Regions from separate parts of the Homo sapiens genome. Here region 2 is linked to region 1. A link is an interaction called in ENCODE POLR2A ChIA-PET data of the cell type or tissue named here. Cell type or tissue: A673. All regions are shown on one strand.

Region 1 (2,500 bases):
AGGTCCCGCTCTGTCACCCAGGCTGGAGTGCAGCAGTGCCATCATAGCTCACTGCAGCCTCTACCTCCTGGGCACAAGCAATCCTGCCACCTCAGTCTCTCAAGCAGCTGGGACTACAGGTGTGAACCACCATGCCCAGCTAATTTTTAAATTATTTTTGTAGGAGTAGGGTCTTGCTATGTTTTCCAGGCTGGTCTCAAACTCCTGAACTCAAGCAGTCCTCCCACCTTAGCCTCTCAAAGTGCTGGGATTATAGGCATGAGCCACTACATCCAGCCAACATACATTACCTTATTGAATTCCCTAAATAACACCAAGAGGCCAATGTTAATCACTTTCCCTCCTTCACATGACAGATGGGGAGGAGAAGTGATAACCATAAGCTCTGTCTAGAGTTAAAAATTTATAAACCGGCCGGGTGTGGTGGCTCATGCCTATAATCCCAACACTTTGGGAGGCTGAGGCCGGCGAATCACAAGGTCAGGAGATTGAGACTATCCTGGCCAACATGGTGAAACCCTGTCTCTACTAAAGATACAAAAATTAGCCGGGCATGTTGGTGTGTGCCTGTAGTCTCAGTTACTCTGGAGGCTGAGGCAGAAGAATCACTTGAACCTGGGAGGCAGAGCTTGCAGTGAGCCGAGATCGCGCCACTGCACTCTAGCCTGGGTGACAAAGAAAGACCCCATCTCAAAAAAAAAAAAAAAAAAATTATAAACCAATGATCCTATAAGCCTATCATGATCACCACCTTTTCTTATTAAATGAAAATGTCCAGGCAGGGCACAGTGGCTCATGCCCGTAATCCCAGCACTTTGGGAGACCGAGGCGGACAGATCATCTGAGGTCAGGAGTTTGAGACCAGCTTGGCCAACATAGTGAAACTCTGTCTCTACTAAAAATACGAAAATGTAGGGTTAGGCACAGTGGTTCACGCCTGTAATCCCAGCACGTTGGGAGGCCGAGGTGGACAGATCTCAAGGGCAGGAGATTGAGACCATCCTGGCTAACACGGTGAAACCCCATCCCTACTAAAAATACAAAAAAATAGCCAGGCATGGTGGCACATGCCTGTAATCCCAGCTACTCGGGAGACTGAGGCAGGAGAATCTCCTGAACCCGGGAGGCAGAGGTTGCAGTGAGCCGAGATCGCACCACTGCACTCCAGCCTGGGTGACAGAGCGAGACTCCATCTCAAAAAAAAAAAAAAAAAAAAAATTAGCCAGGCATAGTGGCAGGCACCTGTAATCCCAGCTACTCGGGAGACTGAGGCAGGAGAATCTCCTGAACCCGGGAGGCAGAGGTTGCAGTGAGCCGAGATCGCACCACTGCACTCCAGCCTGGGTGACAGAGCGAGACTCCATCTCAAAAAAAAAAAAAAAAAAAAAAAATTAGCCAGGCATAGTGGCAGGCACCTGTAATCCCAGCTATTTGGGAGGCTGAGGCAAGAGAATCACTTGAACCCAGGAGGCAGAGGCTGCAGTGAGCCGAGATTATGCCACTGCCCTCTAGCCTGGGTGACAGAGAGAGACTCCATCTCAAAAATAAATAAATAAATAATAAATCAAAACGTCCAATTTGAATATATCTTAGACAAATTCTAAGCCTACTTTGAAGATGGTCAACATGTTCTTGTCTTCCTTTTCAAGCTCTAATTTTAAAGTTTGTTTTCTCAGCTGACTGGATTTGTCTTTGGGCACCCTGGAGGTGCAAAGTGACATCACCATCTGATCAGCATCTAAAAACATTTTGGCTCATTTAAAAAATAGAGATTTTGAATGTGCCCTCTTAGTTATATTTGCCCATCTGAGCATGCTGCGTGAAAACCCTGGGTAGACAGCCTGTTCTGCAATTTGTTTTTAAAACAAGCTTTTCGTCTTGCAGGCTGAGAGGATTCTGTTTAAAGGGTGTACACTGTGAATCACAGTTTCAAAGGAAGACGGCAAATATGAACCTCAGCCAAGCAATTTGTGAAGCTGGATTGCTGACAGAAATCCAGGAAGCAGCAGAAAAACAACAAACAAAAGAAGAGCTCAGGGGCTGCGTGTAACCTGGAGGAACACAGTAGGATGAGCCCCAGGATGAAACGGGTGATGTGAGGGAGCAGAGGTCTGATGAGGCAGCCTTGTCTTGAAAAGCTGAGAAGCCCAGCCTCGGGGACAGAGTGAGACTCTGTCTCCACAAAAAATTTCTTTTTTTTTTTTTTTTTTTTTTTTAAGACAGAGTCTTGCTCTGTCGCCCAGGCTGGAGTGCAGTAACGCAGTCTCAGCTCACTGCAACCTCTGCCTCCCAGGTTTAAGGGATTCTCGTGCCTCAGCCTCCCAAGTAACTGGGATTACAGGTGCCCACCACCACGCCCAGCTAATATATGTTATTTTAGTAGAGATAGGGTTTCACTATGTTGGCCAGGCTGGTCTCAAACTCCTGGCCTCAAGCACTCTGCCCGCCTTGGCTTCCCAAAGTGCTGGGATTACAGACGTTAGCCGCCACACCCAGCCTC
Region 2 (2,500 bases), 97 kb after region 1:
ATCGGAATGTTTGATTGCTATGTGCATCATCCTTCAGTGAAATGTTTGAGGTGGAAAGTTCTAGAAGTTTCTTTTTCCCTTTTGTTGATGCGTGGAATAGATACCAGTCACTTTTAGAAATACTTGGGTGGTTCTAGCTAAAATGTGATATTCTACTTTAGCAAGGCCACTTGTGAAACAGTTCTCAAGAGCACAGTGTATCTAGTAAGTGCTTACTCATTGATTAAATATTATGTACATTGTTTTTCTTCTAATGTGATAGGACCATTTAGGACCTAAGTTTAAAGATTTACACGTGTGAATAAAATCCGTTGCATACCCTGTTCTGAGCCAGTTTTCTATGCCGTAGTATATTTCTTTGGTTCCTATTAGAAAAAAAAAAGTGCTTCATATCCAATTCTCATTGAGTTGTATCTATTCTCAGTATTGAGTTTTTTTTTCTTTTTTTCTTTTTAAAAAAGTTTCAGTATTGAATTTTGATTACTGGAAGCCATTTAATTTTGTCTTCATTTATTTTAGTTTTCATTTATCTTCAGTGCCTATGATTCTGTAGCTTTTTCCTTCCGCCTCTTTCTATTCTTTTTGTGCAGCAAAAATCATCCTCCATGTCATAGTCTTTGTTTGCATAACCTGTTCTGTCTGACACAACCATCTATCATGACCTAATTTAGCCGTTTCAGTCACACCTAGTATAATTTATACCATGGGGGAATTTCCTGTGCTGTTAAACCTTCCTTGTCATCCGTCACCAACTTAAGGAGCTTCCAGGTGTGCCCTTTCACAGGGTGGGCTTGGACTTTTCTAGTTCTTGCATTTTAGGTAGGAGCTGTTCTCAGGAATTTTTTTCTTCTGTGAATGAGTAAAGTGAAATTAATCCAAACTCAGTGCTTCCAGGATTAAAACACATTTCCATATTACACTGTCTGTAAGTTGAAGGGCCTTAGTGCTTGAGTGCCCCAACTAGAAAATGACTCATCATGAGGTGTCCTTCTGTAGACAGTGTGACGTGATAAGAGGAAGAAGGAAATTGTGGGCAACACAGTGACTTCCCAGTGACAATTCACTTGCCTCTCCTAATATCCTTCATTCCAAAGCTGCTCTTCTGCAGATGGTTATGAGGCATAGTGTGGTGGAGTGGAAAGACTTTGGAATAATGCTCTGCCACTTTCTAGCTGTGTTATTTGGAAAAATTGCTTACCTCTCCCTGAACCTGGGTTTCCTTATCTGTAAAATGGGGAGCATACTACCTTTCTTGAAGGGATTTGTTAAAAAGAATGTGTAAAATAACATATAGCAGTGGCATGTGGAAATTGTTGGATACTCCAAAAAAGTTGATGTGATTTTAAAACTTTTTCTTTACTCAGCTAATGTTTATCCTAGCTTTTCTCATGTTAGTACTAAGCCCTGATTGCATGAGGTTTTCTTAAAGTGGCCCATGTAGATAATTATAGCATTTTCTAGCATTTCATAGTTTAGGCCAATATTGGATTACAGAATGAATACTTTGAGTGCTTGCAAAGGGGTCAGGAACAGATGCATTTTTAGGAGTATCAAAGTCTGCCAATAAGGAAGCTGGTTTAGGAAATTAAATTATATGCCCAAACATTTTATGTCTACAGATGCAGGTTTATCTAGAAGAGAGGAGAATTTTCTAATAGTATACTGAAGCATCATCAGCAGAACCCTTCCAGTGCAAGGACAAAATGGGGCATCGTTTACTCTGAATTTTATGACCAGCGGCAGAAAAATGTGTCACTGATGAGGTTAACTGGGGACCAGAATCCTGGGCATGGTCCTAGTTGGCATGAGTAGAATTTGCAATGGTTTTCAGGATGTATTTTCTTCTTTTTTCTTTTCTTTTCTTTTTTTTTTTCTTGGAGACAGGTTTCGCCCAGTGGCACGATCTTGGCTCATTGCAACCTCTGCCTCCCTTGTTCAAGCGATTCTCCCACCTCAGCCTCCCGAGTAGCTGGGTTTATAGGCGTGAGCCACCGTGCCTGGCTAATTTTTTTGTATTTTTAGTAGAGATGTGGTTTTGCCATGTTGGTTGGCCAGGTTGCTCTCGAACTCCTGGCCTCAAGTGATCTGCCTGCCTTGGCCTCCCAAAATGTTGGGATTACAGGCATGAGCCACCGCACCCGGCCAGGACATGTTTTCTTAAAGACAATTTAAGAGTCAGGAAGTGGAAAAGGAAAGACAGGTAGATGAAGGACAGGCTGTAGCATGTCACACCTCACAGTTATTTGCAACTTTCTGTTAACCAGATACTGTGTTAGATGAGAATAAGAACTTAAATTTTTTATTTTTAGTGCTGACTAGTAATTAACTATAATTTTCAGTCATGATCACTGTGTTTGAACCTCCTGTGCAGATATTGTGGAAATATGTATTTTAGATGTGAGGAAGTTCTAATATAAATGAAGGCTCTAAGTAAAGAAAAAGATGCAAAATGCTGTCATAGACTTCGAAAACAGATTTGGATAAAAAACATTGCACCTAC

What was found. Peaks named below come from ENCODE experiments on the same cell type or tissue, not always from the same donor. Only the 100,000 strongest peaks of a DNase experiment are listed, where the experiment ranks them.
Region 2: POLR2A ChIA-PET joins it to region 1 with 18 read pairs; 3 of 35 experiments call an interaction of 5 or more read pairs at or near these places.

The regions. Positions count from the first base shown.
Region 1 is chr10:34,853,810-34,856,309 of GRCh38, reverse strand. No RefSeq gene overlaps it. Among named protein-coding and RNA genes, the nearest start is that of PARD3-DT, 39 kb to the right of the region's middle. In A673, no CTCF peak of the experiment used is centred here; no DNase peak of the experiment used is centred here.
Region 2 is chr10:34,757,067-34,759,566 of GRCh38, reverse strand. The region is part of intron 1 of PARD3 (par-3 family cell polarity regulator); the gene reads left to right. Among named protein-coding and RNA genes, the nearest start is that of PARD3, 57 kb to the left of the region's middle. In A673, no CTCF peak of the experiment used is centred here; a DNase peak (open chromatin) is centred at 986.